3 separate regions of the Homo sapiens genome follow, and all the other regions are linked to region 1. Evidence: chromatin loops called from intact Hi-C (ENCODE). Cell type or tissue: Calu3. All regions are shown on one strand. Each heading gives the region's core, and the rest is flanking DNA. Links, peaks and the distances in the headings are about the cores only.

Evidence for each region. Hi-C counts contacts between places; a loop is a spot of excess contacts. Peaks named below come from ENCODE experiments on the same cell type or tissue, not always from the same donor. Only the 100,000 strongest peaks of a DNase experiment are listed, where the experiment ranks them.
Region 2: a loop joins it to region 1, with 2.1 times the contacts of the local background. A loop is called at or near these places in 2 of 110 quality-filtered maps.
Region 3: a loop joins it to region 1, with 2.0 times the contacts of the local background. A loop is called at or near these places in 3 of 110 quality-filtered maps.

Annotation. Positions count from the first base shown.
Region 1 is chr17:39,884,633-39,893,055 of GRCh38, forward strand. No RefSeq gene overlaps it. Among named protein-coding and RNA genes, the nearest start is that of ZPBP2, 21 kb to the left of the region's middle. In Calu3, for the core only: no CTCF peak of the experiment used is centred there; DNase peaks (open chromatin) are centred at 4,869, 5,399, 6,069, 6,399 and 6 weaker places.
Region 2 is chr17:39,766,467-39,774,889 of GRCh38, forward strand. IKZF3 (IKAROS family zinc finger 3) reads right to left here. Exons shown (of 8, transcript NM_012481.5): 8 at 1-27. Among named protein-coding and RNA genes, the nearest start is that of GRB7, 33 kb to the left of the region's middle. RefSeq lists enhancers at 557-626, 6,196-6,255 and a silencer at 3,929-3,998. In Calu3, for the core only: no CTCF peak of the experiment used is centred there; DNase peaks (open chromatin) are centred at 3,685, 4,685, 5,233, 6,168 and 2 weaker places.
Region 3 is chr17:39,804,823-39,813,245 of GRCh38, forward strand. The region is part of intron 3 of IKZF3 (IKAROS family zinc finger 3); the gene reads right to left. Among named protein-coding and RNA genes, the nearest start is that of IKZF3, 55 kb to the right of the region's middle. In Calu3, for the core only: no CTCF peak of the experiment used is centred there; DNase peaks (open chromatin) are centred at 3,548, 3,949 and 4,659.

The DNA.
Region 1 (8,423 bases), core at 1,884-6,883:
AATTTTATTGCAATAGGTTTAGGGGTACAAGTGGTTTTGGTTTCATGGTTGAATTGTATAGTGGTGAAGTCTGAAATTTTAGGGCACCCCTCACCCAAGTAGTGTACATTGTACCCAATATGTAGTTTTTTATCCCTCATCCCCCTTCCACTTTCCCCTCTTCTGAGTCTCCAATACTCATACGCATTATACCACTCTGTATGCCTTTGCATACTCATTATTTAGCTCATACTTATGAGAACATATGGTATTTTGTTTTGTTTTGTTTTGTTTTTTTTGTTTCGAGACAGGGTCTTGCTCTGTTACCCAGGCCAGAGTGCAGTGGTACGATCTCGGCTCACTGCAGCCTTCACCTCCTGGGCTCAAGCAATCGTCTTACCTCAGCCTCCTGAGTAGCTGAGACCACAGGCATGCACCATCACACCCAGCTAATTTTTTTTTTCTTTGGTAGAGCCAGGTTTTGCCATGTTGCCCAGGCTGGTCTCGAACTTCTGAGCTCTAGTGATCCACCTACATTGGGCTCCCAGATTTCTGGGATTACAGGTGTGAGCCACCACACTCAGCCAGTATTTGGGTTTTTTTTTTTTTTTTTGGTTTTGGTTTTTTAAGACAGAGTCTCACTTGCCCAGGCTGGAGTGCAGTAGTGCAATATCGGCTCACTGCAACCTCTGCCTCTCTGGTTCAAGTGATTCTCGTGCCTCAGCCTCCCAAGTAGCTGGGATTACAGGCATGCGCCACCATGCCCAGTTAATTTTTGTAGTTTTAGTAGAGACAGTGTTCTGCCATGTTGGCCAGGCTGGTCTCAAACTCCTGACCTCAAGTGATCTGCCTGCCTTCGCCTCCCAAAGTGCTGGGATTACAACCATGATCCACTGTGTCCAGCCTGGTTTTTTACTTCTGAGTTACTTCACTTAGAATAGTGACCTCCAATTCCATCCAAGTTACTGCAAAATACATTATTTTGTTCTTTCCTATAGCTGAGTAGTATTCTATGGTGTATACATGCCACATTTTATTTATCTACTTGTCAGTTGAGGGGCACTTAGGTTGGTTCCATATCTTTGCAACTGTGAATTGTGCTGCAATAAACATATGCATGCTGGCTGGATGCAGTGGCTCACCCTGTAATCCCAGCACTTTGGGAGACCAAGGCTGGTGGATTGCTTGAGCTCAGGAGTTCAAGACCAGCCTGGGCAATGTGGCAAACCCCCGTCTCTACCAAAAATACAAAAAATTATCCAGGCTTGGTGGCTTACACCTGTAGTCCCAGCTCCTTCTAGGGGGCTGAGGTGGGAGGATCACTTGAGTCTGGGAGGCAGAGGCTGAAGTGAGCCATGATCATGCCACTGCACTCCAGTCTGGATGACAGAGTGAGACCCCATCTCCAAACAAACAAACAAACAACATATGCGTGCAGGTGTCTTTTTCATATAATGACTTCTTTTCCTTTGGGTAGATACCCAGTAGTGGGATTGCTGGATTGAATGGTTGGTCTACTTTTAGTTCTTTGAGAAATCTGCTATTGTTTTCCATAGAGGTTGTACTAATTTACATTCCCACCAGCGGTGTATAAGTGTTCCCTTTTCAACACATCCACACTGACATCTATTGTCTTTTGACTTTCTAATAATGACCATTCTGGCTGGGGTAAGGTGTTATCTCATTGTGGTTTTAATTTGCATTTCCCTGATGATTAGTGACGTTGAGCATTTTTTCATATGTTTGTGGCTCTTCAAAGGGTCACACGAGTCTGGACACAATGGCTCATGCCTGTAATCAGAGCACTTTGGGAGGCCAAGGCGGGCAGATCACCTGAGATCAGGAGTTTGAGACTAGCCTGGCCAACGTGGTGAAACCCTGTCTCTACTAAAAATACAAAAACTAGCTGGGCTTGGTGGCGCACACCTGTAATCCCAGCTACTTGGGAGGCTGAGGCAAGAGAGTCACTTGAACTCGGCAGGTGGAGGTTGCAGTGAGCCAAGATTGTGCCACTGCACTCCAGCCTGGTCAACAGGGAGACTCTGTCACACACACAAAAAAAGGATCACACGTTACACAAGCAGATACACAGTTTATCTGTGGTATTAAAATTTCATGGGAAGGCAATTGTGGGGGGAAGTCTTAAAAAAAAAGCTTCCTAAAGGAGGGGAAAAGAGGCTGGCAACCCCTGGCATAAAAGATTAAACCCAAAATTGGCATCCAAAGCCTTCTACGGTCTGGTTTCCATTGACCTTTCCACCTTGATTCCTATCATTCTACACTGGGGGACAGATTGGACTAAATCTCTTAAGTTCTCTTCCAGCTCTAAGAATGTAAAGGTCTTTTCAGTTTGAACCCTTTTCTGTAACAAGACTCATCTTGCTTTCTCCTAGACAGACTACACTTATTCCTCATATGTAGAATGCCCTTCCATCTTTGTTTCCACGTTATTCACAACACTTCTACCCACACTGATCAGTTTCTTCCATAAATGTATTGTCTGCTACTGCTAATTTTAGCATGGAACCACATTTTTGTTACAATTTACTTTTTTTCTTTTTTCTTTTTCTTTTTCTTTTTTTTTTTTTTTTTGAGACAGGATCTTGCTGCCTTGCCCAGGCTGGAGTGCAGTGGTGTGATCACAGCCCACTGCAGCCTTGACCTCCTGGGCTCAAGCAATCCACCTGCCTCAGCTTCTGGAGTAGCTGGGACTATAGGCATGTGCCACTACACCTGGCTGATTAAAAAAATTTTTTTTGTAGAGATGAGGCCTCACTATGTTGCCCAGACTGGTCATTTAACATTTTTAAGCCTCTTTCATTATTTGTAAAATGAAAGGATTATATTAAATCCATAATATCTCTTCCAGCACTGAATCTAGGTTTAATGTCTTTTCTATCTTCTGTATCCTTTCCCCACCATCCCCTACTAGAATAAACTCCTGTGAGCAGGAACTTCCTCATACTAACCTTTGAATGCCCCCCACATTTCTATGCATTATAGCTGTAATAAGTAATTGAACTGATTAAATTGAATCTGCATTCAGAGGTAAACTTGTGGTTATATCCTACTTGCTACTTATTTTGAATCTTGAGAATATTTGCAGCCAGGCATGGTGGCTCATGCTTGTACTCCCAGCACTTTTGGAGGCTGAGGCAGGCAGATTGTTTGAACCCAGGAGTTCAGAACCAGCCTGGGCAACATGATGAAACCCTGTCTCTACAAAAAAATTCAAAAATTAGCTGGGTGTGATAGCACACACCTGTAGTCCCAGCTACTTGGGAGGCTAAGGTAGGAGGATCGCTTGAGCCCAGGAGGCAGAGGTTGCGATGAGCCAAGCCAAGATCACACCACTGCACTCCAGCCTGGGCGACAGAGTGAGACCCTGTCTCAAAAAAAAAAAAAAAAAAGCCAGACATGGTGCCTCACGCTTGTAATCTTAGCACTTTGGGAGGCCAAGGTGGGCGGATCACATGAGGCCAGGAGTTTGAGACTAGCCTGGCCAACATGGCGAAGCCCCATCTCTACTAAAAAAAAAAAAAAAAAAAAAAAAAAATTAGCTAGATGTGGTGGCACACACCTGTAATCCCAGCTACTTGGGAGGCTAAGTCATGAGAATTGCTTGAACCTGGGAGGCTGAGGTTGCAGTGAACTGACATCCTCGCACCGCTGCACTCCAGCCTGGGTGACAAAATGAAACTCTGTCTCAAAAAAGAGAGAGAGAGAGAGATAATATTTGCCCCTTGATACATTGATTCACACTTTTTCCATCCCCTAACCCCGATCCATAGTAAACTATTTAAATATTATAACACAGTAGAATTAAAAGCTTGTGTTGAATTAATATTTTGCAAATGTTAACCCATTAACAACAAAATTAAATGAATGTAATATTCTTTATCTCATTAGCAGAGACACAAAGCCCTAAAATGGCAACAAAGTTATTATATCTTCTGACTTATTCAATGGAAACAGAAGTTGTAACAGCATTCCTACAATTTGCTGCTGAAAAAAATCCCACCCTTTCCCTTTTTTTTTTTTTTTTTTGAGATGGAGTCTCCCTCTGTTGCCCAGGCTGAAGTGCAGTGGCACAATCTCGGCTCACTGCAACCTCCACCTCCCGGGTTCAAGCGATTCTCCTGTCTCAGCCTCCCGAGTAGCTGGGATTACAGGCGCACGCCGCCATGCCTGGCTAATTTTTTGTATTTTAGTAGAGTTGGGGTTTCACCGTGTTGCCCAGGCTGGTCTCAAACTCCTGAGCTCAGGCAATCCACCCACGTTGGCCTCCCAAATTGCTGGGATTACAGGCATGAGCCACCGCACCTGGCCTCCCTCTTTTTCATCTTGATTCTGTATGTGTACATTTGTAGTACTTAGAAGTCACATTTCACAGGATTGTACCTACCAAAAGAGTCAGTATTGAGAATTTTGTATTTTGTACTTCTGCAAGAGTATTTTCCAACACTAGTGTATTATTAATAAACTAATGAACATTTGGTTTTCATTTGCTTGTTTCAACAACCATTTTGGCATGTATGTGGTGTTAATAGCTTAATGCTTTGAACTGCAGGTGCCATATCTTCATGTATTGTAAATGTTTCTGTCTGAAGCAGTTAGAAAAACTAATGGATCTACTTAGTTCAGATTTAGTAAAATTTTCTGGTCGTATGTGAAAGCATTAGTTTATTGAAGTATAAGAAAATCACTGATTACAAACTTTCAAGAGCACAAACATTTAGCCTCTATGGACATATTAGCTAGCCTATCAGAGGTATTATTGGGGAATAAAAGGCTAACAGTTTATGTACCTTTCTAATCAATGATTAATAAAATCTCTTGTAAGAGCCTGTGTGTTGTCACCGGACATTTTTATCTTACCTTAGGCTTTCTTATCAGCTGCAAAGCAGACTATCCTGAAATTCTTACCAAGATATGTGTTCTTAGGTTACCTGTGTATTAACCTGCTCAGAATATCCAGAAGAGAAGATGTCCAAATGTAATCTAGGCTGACCTTTTTCTGCCAAATTGTTTCAGTTGCAGATTATGGACTCTTGCCTTTCATTTTCATTATATTCTTACAGTTTTTTGTTTACTTCACATCTTTAAAAACAAAACATTACAGGTTCATTTAAAGCCTCTTTATACTTTTCTTCTACCACTATTCTCTTATCCCCCCCAAGAATTAATCACCACTCTGAAATTGGTAGGTATCCCTCCCATGTAAGTTTTTTGTTGTTGTTGGGTGGGGGTTGTCTTTGTTTTTGTTTTTGTTTTTTCTGAGACTGAGTTTTGCTCTTGTTGCCCAGGTTGGAGTGCAGTGGTATGATTTCAGTTCACTGCAGCCTCCGCCTCCCAAGTTCAAGCGATTCTCCTGCCTCAGCCTCCTGAGTAGCTGGGATTACAGGGGGCGCACCACCATGCCCAGCCAATTTTTGTATTGCCCAGGCTGGTCTCGAACTCCTGACCTCAGGTGATCTGCCACCTCGGCCTCTCAAAGTGCTGGGGATTATAGACATGAGCCACCACGCCCGGCCTTAAGTTTTGTAATCATTTAATTTTTACATCAAAGGTGTAATGCGTATGCTTTGCAACTTTCTTTACCCATATTTTAAAAAATTCTGTTAACACATGAAGATTTGATTCCATTCCTCCTCTATTCCACTACATTAATATGGCAATATGTATTATTTTCCATCTATTAACTGTATGTGCATCAGTCAGGGTCCAATCTCGAGACAGAAAATACACAGTAATTTGATTAGAGGAAGTTTAATATGAGGAATTATTAAATGTAACAAGGGATTGGAATAATAAGGAATTGCCTAGTAAGATGTAAGGAGAACTCTAAAGAATAGAGGAATAACAGATATACATATATTTTTAAGGCAATACCACTAGGACTGAGAGTGTCTAAGAAAATCCACCATCCCCTAGGGCTGAGGTCCAGCTTGTTAAAATGAGCATAACCATGGGTCACCAGATGGAAGAAAAGTCATTGTCGTGCTAAAAATACACTCTCTAGAACTTGTCAGAGACCCACCCTCTGCGGTGCCAGGAAAAGCTGTACATAGGGAAGTTTCTCACTAGAGACACTCTGCTATAAAACCACAGAAGGAGGCCAGGCGTGGTGGCTCATGCCTGTAATCCTAGCACTTTGGGAGGCCAAAGTGGGCAGATCACTTGAGGTCAGGAGTTCGAGACCAGCCTGGCCAACATAGTGAAACCCTGTCTCTACTAAAAATACAAAAATTAGCTGGGTGTGGTGGTGGGTGCCTGTAATCCCAGCTACTTGGGAGGCTGAGGCAGGAGAATCGCTTGAACCCAGGAGACAGAGATGGCAGTGAGCCAGATTGTGCCTCTGCACTCCAGGGCAACAGTGACACATCATCTCTAAATAAATAAATAAATCCACAGAAGGAGGAGGAGTTGTCAGTGGTGCTGCTAGCCACCAGGCACTGCAGGGTATGGACAATGGAGAAGTTGAACATGCTACCAGAGCCTGCCAAAGCAAGAACTCAGAACCTACAGTGTCTCTCCAGCACCCCTTTCTGACAGTTCATTGTTGTGCCAGCTGGCAAAGGAAAAATATTATCAGAGCCCAGATTCATTTTCATAGAGCAGGCAAAAAGGATGAATTTGGAGCTGAGAGACAATAAGTTGCTAACTGTCACAGTCTAACCTTTTGGCTATTTGACGTCCACATGCACCTTTCTATACACATTTGAACTCTTGTTCATGGACAAAACAATTTTTATTTTTTGAGACAAGGTCTCTGTTGCTCCCGCTAAAGTGCGGTGGCACAATCATAGCTTACTGCAGGCTTTGAACTCCTGGGCTCAAGCGATCCTCCTGCCTCAGCCTCACAAGTATCTGGGACTACAGGCACGTGCCACCACACCCAGTTAATTTTTAAAATTTTTTTGTGGAGACAAGTTCTCTCTCTAGAACTCAGGCTGATCTCAAACTCCTGGGCTCAAGTGATCCTCCCGCCTCAGCCTCTGAAAGTGCTGGGATTACAGGCGTGAGCCACCTCACCTGGCCACAATTTTATATTCTAAGAAGATACATCTATCCATCTTAAAAGTACTTGCTGTTTCCCCAAAATGTAAAGATATGTAGTCCCAACAGTCATTGTTTCTATTGCTATTTTAAATACTTCTCAAATTCAGTCACAGTTCCACTGAATATTCTTACCTAAAGACTAAACTGTAAAATTATCTACCAACAATCTGTATATTAAAAACTGGAAAGGAGAGAGAAGAAGGATAGCATATTAAAATAAAGGTATTGGCTGGGCACAGTGGCTCACACCTGTAATCCCAGCACTTCAGGAGGCTAAGGCGGGTGGATCACCTGAGGTCAGGAGTTAGAGACCAGCCTGGCCAACATGGTGAAATCCCGTCTCTACTAATAATACAAAAATTAGCCAGGTGTGGTGGCACACACCTGTAATCCCAGCTACTCAGGAGGCTGAGGCAGAAGAATCGCTTGAGCCCAGGAGGCAGAGGTTGCAGTGTGCTGAGATTGTGCCACTGTGCTCCAGCCTGGGCGACAGAGCAAGACTTTGTCTCAAAATAAATAAATAAATAAATAAAGGTGTGAATACAAGAAGCAAAGAGAAAATATGCAAAGCTACTTTGTTTCTGTGATTGGTCATTAAGGTTGTAGTTTATACCTATGGCTTCCTTCTGCGGGAAGCCAATTCCGTGTTATTCTTGCCCTCAGTCAGAACTTCAGTTGCTGTGGGTTCTTTATGTGGTGGAATGACTGAAATTTTATTGCCAAAGTGTCTGAATCTTTATTGTTCTTACCCCTTCTCCTCCCCACACCTGTTTTTTGGTTGCTACGTAGTTTTCCATCAACCTTTACTATTGAAGATGGAAGAACTAGAGGTACCTCAGAGAATCTGGGTTCCAGACATAGTCCTCCTTTCTACCCTTGTGTAGCAACTCAGTTTCCCATTGGTCATCAGGATCATTCTCTCCAGCCAGATTAACTCTCCTTTCTCACCTCATCCCCTTTTTTCCCTGCTTAGTTCAACAACATATGGAGCCCAAAATGTCCAGGTGACAGTCTCATCTTCCAAACCAGGGAAGAACCATTGTGGTGTCTCCTTGTGGAAGCATCCCCCTCTTGGGAACAAAGATCTCCAAACCATCAAAGCTCAAAGTTACCAGGATAGAGAGCGAACATTCTTCTAGTGGGTTATTGGGTGGAATAGTGAGAGGAGCCACTCCTACACCCACTCTTTGATTCCTGGACTATCCTGGCTATGAGGGAGACAGCACTAGATAGTGGCCTCTGATTCAAAACCTAAACTGCATCCTGTAAAGCAGAACCCATTTCTTTCAGGGTGTTGTCTCCCAGTTGACACTGTAACAGATTTTAGTGAGCCATTTCACCTTTCCGTTAAGCTAATTGCTTCTAGGTGATGGGGAGTGGAG
Region 2 (8,423 bases), core at 1,577-6,576, 120 kb before region 1:
TGACATCAAAGCAGTGGCGCTTCTCACCTGGAACAAGTGACAGAAAGGGTTACAAAGGGAACACTGCCAAGGCAGAGAGTTTGTAAATATTTTCTAGAGACCTCAAAAAGGGAGGAGAGTTAAGTTGCCTGCTGCTCAAGAAGACCAAGCCTGGCAGAATGGTTTCCCATGGTGCTGTCTCAGGGGACACTGGTCGGCAGCAACGTGTTTGGATGGTTAAAATAAAGCCAGCAGGCAGAAGAGAGGGGCAGAGATGTGGTTCAGTTGAGGCCACATGGTAAGGTATGCCCACTGTGCATGTTAGAGGAGAGCCCTCAAGAAAGGAGGGAAAGAAGCAGGACACTAGGATGGGGCTAGAGGGACAAGGGAGCCACCAGCCCACAGGAGCCTGGGACTTCTGCTATAGTTCATGATCTCTTAAGACACAGTCGGCTCCCAACTCTTATTTTGCTTTTGCTTGTTATTTTCTGCTTGCAATATTAGGTAGCCAGGGGGACAGAAGTGCTGCAAAGAGTGGGGACACTCGGTGCCTCACCTCGGCAGCTTTTTAAATAGCTACAGAGATAGAGAAAATAGCCCCCCAGACTCCAACTGGCTACTCCCCAAACTCACCCGTCCTGGCTGACTGAGACTGAAGTGAAAGAGCTTCAAATGTAGAAAGTTTGAGAAAAGTTTTCTTGAGAAGAGATCATGGTCTTTGTCCCTTTCCTAACGTGTGTTTCTCTTCCTTTGCTTGGCAAGTGTATCTCTGATACACATGTGATCATTAGGGCCTATCTCACACTTAACTGAAAAAATATACTTGTGGTCACCCTCTCCTACTTCTCATGTCAAACTGCTGAGAAGTTTTGAAAACAGAGTTTAGCCACCTTCAGAGTGTGTGGGTGTTGTGTGTTAGAAAACAGAGGCTCTCTGGTCACAGGGAAGGCAGGGATGGGGACTGCAGTGAGGGCAGATGTGCTCAGTGGTGAGTGGTGGGGAGAGGGGAGAGAAAGCGAGGAAGTGGAGCCGAGTGCTGGAGGTGAGGCTGAGGTCACTGTTGAGCCTCTCCATTCTGTCAGCTTGGATCCTGGAGGGATTTGCTAAACCATATCCTTCTATAATGTTTCCTAGTCATGTTGAGATTCCAAAATTTGTCACTGCCCTACAGTAAAGGGTTCAGCAATGAAAATAAAGAAGAAGAAGAAAAAATGCCATGAGAAAACAAAAGGATTGGAAGAACCAGTTCCTGTTCTTGAGGTGTCTCCAACCTAGTGGATGAGAAATAAGACCTATATATATATAGAACTCGAGAAAAAGTATAAGTTAAAAGTTGGCCGGGCGCGGTGGCTCAGGCCTGTAATCCTAGCACTTTGGGAGGCTGAGGAGGGAGGATCACTTGAGCCCAGGAGTTCGAGACCAGCCCGGGCAACATGGAGGAACCTTGTCTCTACAAAAAAATACAAAAATTAGCCAGGCATCTGTAGTCCCAGCTACTCAGGAGGCTGAGGTGGGAGGATCACCTGAGCCTGGGAGGCAGAGATTGTAGTGAGCTGAGATGGCACCACTGCACTCCAGCCTGGGTGGCAGAGTAAGACCTTGTCTCAAAAAAAAAAGTTGTAAAAGGACTGCTTTGCTCTATGGAGGTCTTTGCTTTTATTCTAAATGCCCACATTTGAGGCATTTAGGCAGGGAAGTAACGTGTTCTTTAAAAAGAATAATAAGGTAACATACAGGCATCGGTGAGACAATTTGGTATAAATTGTATATTTAGGCATTAAGGGAATGCAGAAACTTCAGAAGTACTTGGGGAAGGGAAAGCATTCTTGGAAAATCTAAATTTTGAGAAGGGTCTTGAACTGGAAGAATTTAGATTTTCAGAGAAGCGGGAGAGGACATCCTAGTTGAGGGGGAGTGCAGGAATGAAGGCAGAGAGGTGGGACTACACGGGACGTGTGCAGAAAGCGAGTCTGGCTGAAACGCGATCAAGAAGTATGAAATACAGTATTTCTCAGGCTTCACTCTTCCTTCACATTCTGCAATATCCACACACCAGGGCAGTGTGGTGGTTGAGAGAATAAACTCTGGTGTCAGATGGGCTGGGTTTGATGCTGGCTCCATTGGTCACCAGTTTTGTGACCTTGGGCAAGTCACTTAACCTATGTTCCGTGTCCTCATGTAAAGTGAAGATAATTGTATGTACCTCACAGGGTCACTGGAAAGCACTTAGAACAGGGCCTGCCACATGGAAAACACTTGGTAAATGCTTGGGTTTTTTTCCTCTGTTTGATTTGGTTCACATTTTCTTTCTTTTTTTCTTTTTCTAAAATAAATGTGGTTTTTAAGGAAACTTTATATCACTAACATAAACGGAAAACCAGAATCACTTTCCACAAGTAGAAGGTAACTATGAAAAATAAAGACAATGAAACAGAGCATTTCATTAAATTTTGATCGGATACTACTGTGAGTACTTGGAGACTAAGATCCCTTCCCCCTTTGTTAAAAACAGAGATTACCAAGTGTGAGATTAGTGTTAAAGACAACTGGCATCAAATTAAGTCTAAATTTTTCTCCTTAGTATGATCCAGGAGACTGAAAGAGAACTGGAAAGAAAATAATTATCCTGCTGTGTGGACCCAGGTTTTTAAATGCTCCATGTGCTTGCTGGCAATTTGCATCCTACATTTGGGGAAACACTGAAAAAAGATAATGCATGGTAGGACCGAATGGTGGGCATTCCGAATGGCCCACTGTAGGGTGTGAATCCGAACCAAGAGCCAAGGCTACCTGCCCTTGAGAAAGACAGGTTTGTGGTTAACGTAACAGCAATGTGTAAGGCAGACCAGAACAGTGAGAAATTGGAGCCAGAAGAACCAGCTAAAAGATCTATTCCCATGAGATGAATTTGTCTTTGCATCCCCACAAGCAGCTGACCTTAAGGCCAACCTGATAGTTTCCAGAGAAATACCTGAGAGAGAAAAAAAATATGCAAACGAAAATACCCTGTCTTGGAAACTCAATGAGAAGCAACAGCAGAGTAGACCTTGGCCAAAGTAATCAATGTTTTTTATTTTCAGTTTCCAGATTGGATATATCTTTGGTCAAGGCCATCTGGAAGACTGAGAACATGAGAGCCAGCTAAGGTCACAGACATTCATTCCCTAGAATGTGACACAGAAATGATGAACTTCGGTTTCTTGGCCTTTTTAAGGTTATTGGTTATTTTCCACTGTGGCCACCTCTATTCATCTCCCTAAATACCAGGGGTCCTTGAGAAACTTTTTCTCTTTTCACCCAACAGAGAGGCTCCAGAAGGTTTCTGGGTGGGGTAGGCACATCACAAACTCTGATTTTATCCTTTCTCCTAAGAGTTTGCTTTACTTAACAAGGCCTACAATTTCACAATCTATACCACCTGCAGCATATGTCAGAAAACAGCTGAGTGCTAAAATTGTAAAAGGCAAAACATTAAGAGGAAGATAAACCCCTGGATGAGTGGAAATATGTGACTGAATTCTGTAGTTAACACAGACCATTGTTCATTGTTAAGGAGATGGGGCAGCCTCAGATGTTCACGTGCATGCAACTTGCAATCATCAGATCCCCTCGTCTCTGAGTTACGGTAACTTGAGCAGTGCAGATGATTATCAGTCACCTGTAGACACGATGACTCAATGTGTATGAAACCCAGAAAGGGTAAACTACAGTAATTGAAAAGCCAACAGCTCACGTTTCTTTAGTAACACACTCATAAAAAAGGTTAGTCAAACCACAAAAGTGTAACTGCTTCCAAACCTGCACGGAGCATCTGGTCCAGCTTCTAGTCAAAATCACACCACGCCTTTGAATGATTCATGATACCAGCTTCAGGCTGAATTAGAGGTCTTCTTCCAACAAAAATACACACGGCAACAGCAAGTCCTAAGTTTAGAAACTAAGGCTGCCTGGTTGGGCCATTCCCTACCTGTGGTTCTTTTTAAAGGTGTCAATGTCTTATATCTTGGCTTTGTTAACTCTAAACTAAGAAACCACCTGACCTGAACTGATGCAATGTGGTGAGGACATATGGTTGTTGGCTTCTAAGTGCCAACTTGGAAGTACAGAATCACAGGCTAGAGCTAAAAGGGCCCTTAACTGAGCAAGTGGATTCAGAACTCTGTCTGCAGGGTTGAGGGGGAAGACCCACCACCCTAATATGTTTACTTCTGGTCTTTATATTTCACAGTACCTTGCACTGTGCCTTATATACAATAATCCCAATAATGATAAGTACTATTTATTGAGCCCCTGCTGTATCCACCGTGCCATCCTAGATACTTTGCATACTGTCTCATTTTACCAGCCCATTAGGGGTTGATACTTTTTTTTTTTTTTTGAGACAGAGTCTTGCTCTGTCACCCAGGATGGAGTGCAATGGTACGATCTCGACTCACTGCAACCTCCGTCTCCTGGGTTCAAGTGATTCTCTTGCCTCAGCCTCCCAAGTGTCTGGGACTACAGGCACGTGCCACTATGCCTGGCTAATTTTTGTATGATACCTTTTAAGGTATGAATTATCATCTCTTAGATGAAGAACCTAAAGCACAAACAGTTTGATTCACTTTCCAAGATTGCCCAGTTGGTGAACAGAGAACCAGGATGTAATCCAAGAGCCCACATATCCCAGTATATGTTTGAGTGTTAACTGATGTTTCCTGGCTGCTACCTTGCCCATGGCTGCACAGCCCCACCACCAGCAGTGACTTCAGGTTTTCTGCTGTGATGGTTCCCATAGCAGAGGGAAAGGGGGCTTAGTGGCAGCAACTGCTTTTTCCACATGGACCAGCACATGCACTCAAGAAGTATATGCTGTGCAGAGTTGTTATGATATCTATAAAGTGCTTAGCAGTGCCAGGCATGTGTAAGCACTCTATTCCCATTATTTGCTTAGCACCATGGTTAGGTGATTTGAGGAATACAACAAAATTGCAATCCACTAGAGGAGATGCAGCATGTACATCATTTCATGACAAATCAGTATCCTTAATGCTACATGGTAGAACAAAACATAGAGTAGCCAAGAGAGTGGAAAGAGAAAACTGAATTACTTCTCAAATATGCCACACTTAATATGGGGCAAAGATTCATCTATTCTTTAAAGTCTCCTTGAAATCAGAGGTGGTGGTAGTGACGGTGGTGGAGACAGTCATATCTATAATAAGAAGCAGACTAGTAAACTCGCCTGGAGTGCAGAGGGAGGATGGAGCAGAGAGAGAACACAGGGGTGTGGGAATGTGGACAATGTGTGCTTCTTTTTATTTTTTATTTTTGAGACAAGGTCTCACTCTGTTGCTCAGGTGGGATTGCAGTGGCGTGATCACAGCTCACTGCAGCCTCAACCTCCTGGGCTCAAGTGATACTCCCACCTCAGCCCCCTAAGTAGCTGGGACCACAGGCCCATGCCACCACACCTGGCTAGGTTTTTGATTTTTTTTTTTTTTTCAGAGACAGAGTTTCACTATGTTGCTTGGGCCGGTCTCAAATTCCTGAGCTCAAGTGATCCTCCCACCTTGGTCTCCTAAAGTGCTGGGATTACAGGCATGAGGCACTGTGCCTGGCCTACAATGTGTATTTTAAGGGCAGATGTGAGGGAGGCCATTCAGACAAGAGTGAGATATTACACAGAAGAGGGAGGAGGAGTTCATTGTGGCTGAAGTAAAGGACTGGTTGGCTGAAATGATAAAATTAGAAGAGGTAAGTTGAAGACAGATTGTGGAGGGCTCAGAAGGCCTGACTGAATGGTTTAGATTTGATTCCACTGGGAGCCATTGAAAGGTTTTTTTGAAGAGGGGGGCAAAATGATCGAACCTTTAGAAAAATAACAGAAATCCAATATTTAGAGTCACCATGATGGGGTAAGGTGAAATATTCAGGTCTTAAGTCTTAAAGTTCTTCAAGTCACTTAAATGTGTTTGCTGCTGCGTCATATAATTTCCCACAAGTGTTATCCCTCACTCTTACTATCAGCACACATCCAAAAGCAAATGAACAAAAAAGGCAGGAAAATAGAATATCCAACCATCATCATGGCTCTGATCTCAACCTAAGTGAAACTAACACTTCTTGCAGGAGGTGGAAAACAGAGGGGAGCCAGAGAACAAGAAGAAACAGGAAGGAGGAAAGAACAGAGAGAGCTGTGGGGGTGGCACTGGGGAAAGCTGAGCTGGAGACCACATTTGGTTGCTGCAGAAGTCTTTGTCCTCTGTGAGACACTGGGAAGTGCTGTGTGGATGTCATCTGTTCTCATGGAGTCACCAGGGAAGACTGTTCTTTTCTAAAGAGAATCACCCTTGAGGGAGAACAATTGCCCTTCTTCAAGGGTTTTTTTCCTCCTATCAATTTTCTTTTTTGTTTTTGAAACAGAGTCTTGCTCTGTTGCCCAAGCTGGTGCGATCTCGGCTTACTGCAACTTCTGCTTCCTGGGTTCAAGTGATTCTTGTGCCTCAGCCTCCCAAATAGTTGGGATTACAGGCACCCACCACCACACCTGGCTAATTTTTGTATTTTTAGTAGAGATAGGGTTTCACCATATTGGCCCGGCTGGTCTTGAACTCCTGACCTCAAGTGATCCACCTGCTTAGGACTCCCAAAGTGGGGAATTACAGGTGTGAGCCACTGCACCTGGCCTCTCCCACCAACTTTCAATGACCAGACTCCTTGCTGTCCAAAGCCCCGCGCATGACATGCACTGCTCTTGGTCACCTCCTGGGGAAGGAAGGGCCTGGACTGCAGTGCCTTATAGGCCGAGGTCTGGCGCTGCTCTGTCACCTGCCAGCTGTGTCACTCCACCTCTCTGATCCTCCTTCCTTCCATGGTAAAAGAGCCTCACTGGTGGTTCCTAATAGCCCAAAAATACTATGACATTGTAATGCTTACAGGATTATGGACATCAGGCCTTTGGGAAGGGGTTGGAAAAATACTTTTTTTTCTCTTAGAAACAGGTATTAAAACTGCTTCCTGTTGCTGTTAACCAAAGCAGGCAATTTCTCATTAGTTACTTCACAGGGAGATCCGATGGTTTGTTGAAGTGTCAAAACCTCATTAACATGTTTACCACAGGTGAGTGAGATCTTTTTTTCATGTTCTTTTCGTTATGAAAACTTCCTTTAATAAAGTAATACATAAAACTTTTAAAATAAGGAGATGCTATGGTAACCACTTTGGTCTGAATAACATCTGTTTTTTTGGGAAAGAATAAAAATCAGGAGAAATATGCAGAAATGTAGTCATTTTTCTTCTGCATCCAAGAGAGAAATCCATTTTGAGCCAAGTATTTGAGGATGGCCTAGTTTGAAGTGTAGTCAAACAAGTTTATAACAGGAGAACAAGATTCAGAGAAAGGAAATCCCCTAAAGGACAGTATGTGCAAAGGAAGGTCTTCTTGTCCTTTGAAAAGAACAACTTAAACAGAATTATTCTGACAATGTAAAGATGGTGATTCCTGATGGACGTGTGTCCATTTTTTTTTTTCCCATTTGAAACAAAGACATACAAAATTTCTTGGAGAATTAGAAAAAAAAATATTTTTCTCCAACTTGAGAGCATGTTTGTGTCTCAAAATACATTTAGACTTGATCCAATCTGTCCCTCTTCCCCAGTTCATCTCTAATGGATGCAAAATGCTCCCTACTGGTAATTATCGCCAGCCCGCCTGAGATAGCAGCGGGCTGACCTGATGGTCTATTTTCACCTTTACCCTCACAGTTCAAGAGGTCAGGGAAGTCAAGGCTGGTCTGAGTGCTGTGCAACTGTCAGCAAGGATTAAAGGGAATGACTCACTCTTCCTTCACACCTTACCCATTGCCATTACCCTGGCAGCTGAATCTTCAAAAAACAGTGCCTTGGAGAGGAAATATAGGAGAAAGGAGAGAAGAGGAGAAGAGAAGGGAGGAGAGGAGGGAAGAGGAGGGGAGGGAACAAGAGGACAAGAGAGGAGAGGTGAGGTGAGGCGAGGCAAGGCGAGGGGAGATGGAGAGAAAACAGTAGCCCCATGTTTTACATCACTTCATCTCATACACTGCACAGTGTCACAAATAATGTTCCTTTCTCCCTCCGTTGACATTACTATTTTCTATCACAAAGGTTGATTCAATTAAATAATTTAAGGGGTTTCTTTTATTTTTAATTTTTAAAAACCTTTCAAACAAAAGTTTAGGATATAAGTTAATGCAAGAAGATTAGAACAGTGCCCAAAACAAGAATACCATATATATGACAGGAACTCTTAACCTTCTGTATGATGAATGAATGGACAAAAAAGTGAGTGAACAAGTAGTACTGCCCTAAGTAAAACACATGAATGTCGGGCTAATGCGACTGTGTTTTAGATTCTCAGATTTATACCATCTTCCTAAAACAAAAAAGACTCTAAAAACCTAGGATATGGTTTATAGCATAAACAC
Region 3 (8,423 bases), core at 1,303-6,302, 80 kb before region 1:
ATTCCTCTTTCTCTATCTCCTAGATGTGAATTATTTCCTAGGGCCTATTTCTTGAAACTTTTGCCTTTTCACTTTACATACTCTGTCTCCTGATCCAAGTTTTTATTGCTGTTGACTCTCAAATTTTTATTTCCGGTAGACCTGGAAAGCCATAGACATATACTTCCTGACATGTACAATCACTTCCTGAATTTCCAACACTTATCTCACACTCAACAAGTTGCAAACAAGCTCCTTATCTCTCCCATTTCTTCTCCGCTTTTCCTATAATATTCCCCGTTGTCCTCTCTACATAGTGGCTGTTTGATGTCAACGTCTGTATATTATGCTGCTTCTATCAACATTTAGCACTGATACAGAGCTCAGTGACTACTTACCAAACAAACAAGGAAGTAAGGAAGGAAAGAAGATAAGAAGGAGGAAAGGAAAGCGTGAACAACTATACTATTATTTGCTTCAAGTACAAAATTAGGGTTGACAGTGTTTTTAAAAATTGTACAGATTGCAATTTTGCCTAAAGCTAGCATATTAGCCGAAGACAGAGGGAAAAAATAAATTGTTATTTCTAACTCAAGGTATAACAATCAGACCCAAAGCGTATAAAGGATTCTTGGATGAGAAGGAAATGAGTATAAGGATTAAGAATTAGAAGACTCTTGTTCTTTTTAGCATTACATTAAAATACAAAATAAAAATTAACATTTACCATCTGTAACATATTATTTAGACTTTTACCCATCTCTGGTTCTTCCCTTCCTTCTTCCCTGGTTCTCAAATAATGGAATTAGAGCACTGAGAAATAATAGAAGAAACTCAGCACTGACTTCTCCTGGGTGAATGTACAACATTAAAAGCACACAAGGGAATGAGCTATCTTGTCACTGGAACATGTTCATCCCTGGGGATAAAGTGTAACAACTGCTTAACAGCTGCCCAGTAACATACTTCAAGGCTGCAAGCAAAGATGCATCCTAGCTCTACTGGAAACTGCAGAGGGAATATTGTCTGGCAGAATAAAACTAGAATAGAATCTGGCCAACAAACTGCAATCTATGTCCTTTCTATTTCAAACAGCAGCTTCTAATGATCACAGAGAGGTTTCTACTAACAATATTCAAGTAATATTGGATGGGTATTGGTAATTACAGGGAAGGAACAATATGGTATTTAACTTATTTTTTTCCACTGAAAATAGAGTTGAATGACTTCTTTTTTTTTAAGTTTCTGATAAAAGAGCATGGGCTTTGGAGTAAGACAGAACCCAGGTTCAAGTTGTACTAACTAGCTGTGTGACCTCAGCAAGTAATTTGACTTCCGTGAATTTTCTCATTTGTGTTGCAGTAATGATAATATCTATACCTAATAGGGCTGTTACAGTAATGAAATTAAGCAAAATAATGTATATATAGGCGTAGCATAGTAGCTGGCACATAATATGTTCATGACCTTGAGACAGGCAAAGATTTCTTAGATACAGCACTGAAAACATGATTCATAAATGAAAATATCCTGCAACTCAGTAAGACAAATAATCCAATTTTAAAATGCACGAAAGTAGTCTTTAGCTTTTCTAAGGTAATAAATAAAATTTTTAAAACGCACAAAAGATGTGAATTAACATTTCACCAGGAAATTATATGAATGGACAACAGACCAATGAAAAGATGCTCATCATCCTCAGTCATTAGAGAAGTGTGAATTAAAACCATAATGAGATTCCACTTCACACCTGCTAGAATGGCTACTATAAAAAAGACACAATAAAGAGCGCTGGCAAGGATGTGAAGAAAATGGAACCCTCATCCGTTGCTGGTGGGAGTGTAAAATGATACAGTCATTTTGGAAAACAGTTTGGCAGTATGGTGGGCAGCCTTCTAAAACGGCTCCTAGCATTCACACCCTTGTGTAATATTCCCCTCCAGTGTGGGCTGGACCTAGGTGATTGCTTCTAATGAAAAAAACATGGAAAAGTGATGGAAGGTGTCTCTTCTGTGTTTAGGTTATAAAAGACTGTGACTTCCATCTCTCTCTCTCTTTCTCTCTGTGGTGTTTCTTGCAAGCTTCTCAGATGAAGTAAGCTGGAGAGCAAGGAGCTGAAGGCAGTGTCTGGCCAACCTCCAGTGAAGAAACGAGGCCTTCAGTCTAACAGCCTTCAGGAACTGAATCCTGACAACAACCACATGAGTGAGCTTGGAAACTGATCCTTCCCTAGTCAAGTCTTTAGATGAGACCACAGTTCAGGTCAGTATCTTGTTAGCAGCCTTGGGAGAGACTGAAGCAGAGGACCCAGATATGCTGTGCCTGTATTCCTGAGATAATATGTTTTAAGTTGCTAGGGTTTGGGGTCATTTGTCACACAGCAATCAATAACTAATATAGGGGTAGTTTCTTATAAAATTAAACATAAATTTACCATACAAGCCAACAATTCTAGGTATCTGCTCAAAAGCAGTGATAACCTATGTCCACATAAAGACTTGTACATAAATGTTCATAGAAGCTAAAAAATGCAAACAATTGAATGTCCACCAAACAGTGAATTGATAATCAAAATGTACTATATAAATACAATGATATTCTTTTTTTTTTTTTTTTTGACAGAGTCTCACTGTCACCCAGGCTGGAGTGCAGCGGCATGATCATGGCTCACTAGGCAGCCTCGACCTCCTAGGCTCAAGCAATCCTCCCACCTCAGTCTCCTGAGTAGCTGGGACTATTTAAATTTTTTTTTTTTTTTTTTTTTTTTTGTAGAGACGGGGCCTCTATATGTTTCCAGCTACTCGGGCGGCTGAGGTGGGAGGATCACTTGAGCCCAGGAGTTTGAGACCAGCCTAGGCAACACAGTGAGATCCCATCTCAAAAATTTTAAGAAAAAAGAAATAAAAGAAACAAACTACTGATACATGCAGCAACATAGATGAACTTCAAAAACATTATGCTAAGTAAAAGAAGCCAGAAACAAAATATTACATATGGTATTATTCCATTTATATGAAATACCCAGAAACAGTAAATCTTTAGAGACAGAAATAATTAGTGGTTGCCTGAGGCTGCAGGCAAGAATGGGGATCAACTACAAACAAGTACAAAGGGTTTTTTAGGGTGATGGAAATGTTCTAAAACATGGTGGTAGTTGTACAGCTCTGTAAATTTACTAGAAAAGTCATTGAATTGAACATTTAAAGTATGTAAATTATAACCACATTAAAGCTGTTTTAAAAAGAAATCTATACAGATAAACAAAACAAAATAAAATTGATAGCTCTGATACTGACTCTGATACTGACTCTGTCTCAAAATGGGAATGTTTAGCTACCCATTCACCAATGATTACAAGAAGCATCATGGTAAGTATAGTTTCTGAGCTATGATTACTTCCATATGACAAATGCTCAGAAGACTATTTTTAACTCCTTTTGTTCCTGTACAACTGATTTCATTCCCTTTCAACAAAATTAACAAGAATTAGCTTGTTGAAAAACACAAGGGCACCCGCTACTTGACAGTAGGAAAGGAAGGTTAAAAAATCAAGTATAAAAGAGTTGGCCTGATTGGACATTTCCCATACTTAGTTATTTTATTATCGATTTCAGACAAATACCTAACTACTGATTTTTGCTCTTTCTAAATTGGGCTAAAATTCATAAGGATCCAGATACATAAGGATATATTACTTCTTTGTTATATTTTGTGCTTTTATGGACCATACTGTCTCACTTTCTGTTCTGTTAATAATTTAGTGTGTTTTACTAGGCTGTGGTTATTAATTAGTTAATGAGCACTATCTCTGGACTGCAAAGCAGCAGTGATATAAATGCACCTGGGGAAGTTCACTGAGGGTTCATTCAGGAATGTGAGTTCTCTCGTAAGACAAAATAAGAAAATAAAGAATTATCTTTTCTTTACAGTCTGAGAGAGAGAGAGAACTAGTACAACCTGAAGGACTAGAACCGGAAAATCAAGCTGATGGTAAGTAAGGAATAGGTCATATAAAAATGCAAGAGAGAGTTCTGGGCTCCAAGTAATGAAAAGAGTAATAATGGACCATTAAGTAGTGTTTGTTCAAATGTCGGTGGATGGGAGGTATGACCACAGCCTAGGCTGACTTAACAGAAGTTAACAAAGAGCCTTTCCTATTTTCTCAAGGGCTGCTATGAAATTACTTAAGGAGTAAGAAAGGATAACAAAGGCCCTGGCTGAGATTTTTGCTTCTGTAGACGCAGGTGCAGAAAAGGCTGGTTCTAACACATCTTGTCAATGTCTTTAATGCCACCAGACTGATGAATATAGTGAAATATCTATCGTGATCCCATTTTTACTTATTCAGTTGACATAATTAGCAAATCTATTAAGGGTAAGGTCACAAATTATTTTTAGTTATTAAACCATAGGTCTCCATATGTTACTGTTTAGACAGTATCACCCAGTGCAGAATGTAGTTTTCAAGACTGTCATTCCTGCAACCTCAAATCTAGATCCAAATGCAGTCAGTTAAAGCAGATTTCAACCAGGCAGCTAAACGAGAAAACATCTGGACCTACCAGTCAAAATGAGAAAGGTCACATGTTAAACCCAGATAATCTTGTTTATTGGTGTTTGAAGGTTATACACCAAGGGCTGGATTACCAGGGTGCTCCTTTAGGCCTGGCTCTGACATCTTCATTCACCTGCTGTGTGTGTGACGCTTTAAAATCCAAAGCTTTGAAAGTACTGTGTTATTAGTCACTTCCAAATGTAATTTTCCTAATTCTAAGCCTGAATACTATGTCAACCTATTGCTAGACTGCTGATTAGATCCTGGAAGAAACCGCAAGACACAACTGTCAGGGGCAGATGATGTCTATTCTTTTAAAAACTGTTTTCCACATTTCCATTCAGCATTTTTCTATGGATGAAGCACCTGTAATTTTCTCCATCAAAATTAAGAAAAGAAAAGGCCTCTGAATAAGCAAGGAATAAAATTAAAAGATTGACATAGATTTCAGGATGATGATGAAGAAAGGGAGATTGAATCTTTCATTATTTTTCATAATTAGTATTATTTTATATACAAACAACTGAACCAAAATTGTTTATGTTGGAAGCAATTCCACATGCCAGTGCATATGAAACTATTATGAAAACAGCAAAGTCAAGTTTCTTAAGACTTTACATGCTTTGGTCAGATCTTTTTAATCTTTTTTAGGTTGTGAACATCTTTGAGAACTGTACTCTTTGCCCAGAAAAAGGTACACATGCCCATAAACACGAAATTTCACATACTATTGATTGATTTCTCAAACCCTGAGATCTCAGGTTGAGAATCTCTGCCTCAGGCCTTTAAATAGGCTCAGGCTTAAAGACACCTCTGTGTTATATTTTGTAAACTTCATATAATAGTGGTTGGCATTTTTCAAATTTTTTGCTCAAGCATCCTCAAAAGAATTTTGAAAAATTATATATCTCTCTTATACATAGTGGACATTAAGTACATACTAAGTTGACATCTATAATTTTTCATCATGAGTTTAACTATTTTTAAACAAAAGAATACAGTTTGTGTATTGTAAATAATGATAGTTTAAACCATTACCACACCCTTTCAAATGTATCTACTTAGGAATATATACATATTTGTGATTTAATTTACTCCATCATGAATTTAAAAATACATAAGTAAGCTTTTCAAGAAAGTCAGGAAATTTCTCTTTGAACTTCTATTTCCATTTCACTACCCCCATGGAATTTTCTCCTAATGTAGTACTCTTGTATGCTTGAGTCATCTATTGTTCATCCCATTATATGTATCTGCAGCAAAAAAAAAAAAAAAAACCCAATAAAATATAGTTACTTTTGTTAACATGAAGTGCTATGTGTCAAAATGTGTTTTCTTCTGGATTGAATTAGCATTACAATTATTAACATACAATTGAGTAAAACAATATAGGTATATTATAATTTGATCAATAATTACCAAATACAAAAAGTAAAATTTATTGGGACTGTATCTCCTAATGAGAAGGATAGAGAGGAAATAAGTTATGAAAATTTGATAAAAGAAATTATCTAATTGATCCTTTGTTTGGCATCTTGGAAGTACTTACACCTTAGAGGTGGGTGAGAAATGTTCTTTTCTTTTATAAAGTGGAGAAGGAAGGCTGGGCATGGTGGCTTATGCCTGTAATCTCAGCAATTTGGGAGACCAAGGCGAGAAGATCACTTGAGTCTAGGAGTTCAAGACCAGCCTGGGCAACACAGTGAGACCCCTCTACAAAAAGTTAAAAAATTAGCAGGGCATGGTGGTGGGTGCCTGTAGACCTAGTTACTCAGGAGGTTGAGGTGGAAGTATTGCTTGAGCCCACGAGGTCAAGGCTACAGTGAACTGTGATTACACCACTGCACTCCAGCCTGGACAGCAGAGCAAGACCCTGTCTGAAAGAAAGAAAGAAAGAGAGGGAGAGAAAGAAAAAGAGGGAGAAAGGGAGGAAATAAAAAAAGAGAAAGAGAAAGAGAGAAGGAAAGAAAGAAAGAAAGAAAGAAAGGGAAAGAAAGACAGAAAGGGAAAGAAAGAAGGAAGGAAGGAAGGAAGAAAGGACGGAAGGAAGAAAGGAAGGAAGAAAAGGAAGGAAGGAAAGGAAGGAAGGAAGAAAGAAAGAAAGGAAGAAAGAAAAGAAAAAGCAAGCAAGCTCAATGGCAGCAGTCTTCTAGGCAGATCAGTTTTAGGAAGAAGGGCAGAGAATATACTGAAGTTGCGGACCTGGAAATTGATTCTCTTAAAATTATCCCATGCAATCCTTGGAAAGTTTTCCCAGCATTTCAAGAACACTACTAAAATAAAAGACCCCAATGCCAAAATGTACTCACATGCTGTTCTTCACTTTAGTTAATGAACCAATAATTATTTAGTGAGCACTTGTGAACACTGCAGGGGATAAATGGATGAATGGATGGTTGGATGGAAAGGCAGAAAGAAAAATGGATAAACACTGAGCATTTACTATATTCCCAGAACTTTGGCACAAAAGAACACAACTATAAAAGACTGTTCTTGCCATGTCTTTGGGACACAATCAAGTACAATAACACCCTGCCACAATACAATGTGTACAAATTTGGATGTAAAAGGATTGCTGATTGCCTCCAGTTGTCTACCCTTGCCCACTTCTCAGACAAGAGCAAGCTAAAGTTCTTATGGGAATGGATAGGAAGTAATTGCTTCAAGATCATTTGGGTCTTTTAAGGTTTACAATTGTGTCCAGTTTAAACTTCACTGTCATTGCTTTGTGCTTTTTGTAACAGTATATTAAAAACAAAACAAAACACAAAACCACCTACTATATTTCATTTACTTGCAATAATATGACCCCCATATTTTACAAGATAAAATTTCGGGATCCCATCTACTATGTTGTGGAGAGAGCTCATGTACTCTTCTTGTCTCCGACACTATTCTCTTTCATGCAAACTACAACACAAAAACAAAAACAAAACAGAACACCCAAAACCCAAAATCCCTTTGGGCTGACAAATTACAAAAAATTTGATAGTTCTGATGAGCCAGGACAGGATTTTGTTCAGTCTTCAGTCCAGTGGTGTTCTGGTAATTGCTTAACAACCAGCTCAGGATCGGGGAAGGGCTTATTTGTGGCATTTGCTGATTTCAGTGGTATAAATACTCCACCATGGCCAATTTCAAGCTACCATCATGGAGTCAGCCAGCATACAAAATTGTTGAAAATTTAACAAGCAGCTATGAGCTGATTCTGGCACACCACTGGGACTCCTCATTTATCCCTCAGCAGGGTACCTTCCTCTAGCTATCAAATGGCACCAAGGTACACAATGGCTCGGGTCACCGTGCCTGGTGCCAAAGTTTATTTGAGAAGCAGAACTCACTTGGCAAGAAAAGCTGCTATGAAAGTTAGCAGGCACATAAGGGTGTTTCATGCGTTCTCTTAATCCAGCTGGAAGGAGGCACCAACACTACTGCTTAACAGACAAAGAATGCAAAAAGAGGCAGGGCGAAGTGGCTCACGCCTGTAATCCCAGAACTTTGGGAGGCCGAGGTGGGCAAATCACGAGGTCAGGAGATCAAGACCATCTTGGCTAACACGGTGAAACCCCGTGTCTACTAAAAATACAAAAATAAAATTAGCCGGGTGTGGTGGCGGGCGCCTGTAGTCCCAGCTACTTTAGAGGCTGAGGTGGAAGAATGGCGTGAACCCGGGAGGTGGAGCTTGCAGGGAGCCCAGTTCGCACCACTGCACTCCAGCCTGGGCGACAGGGCAAGACTCCATCTCAAAAAATAAATAAATAAATAAATAAATAAATAAATAAAAAGAATGCAAAAAGAAGGGAGAAAACTCTCCAGAGGATCCACTAAGGACAGTGGGCAGCCCCATTTTTCTGTTAACCATTGCAACTGTCTGTGGCTCTTTGGCAGA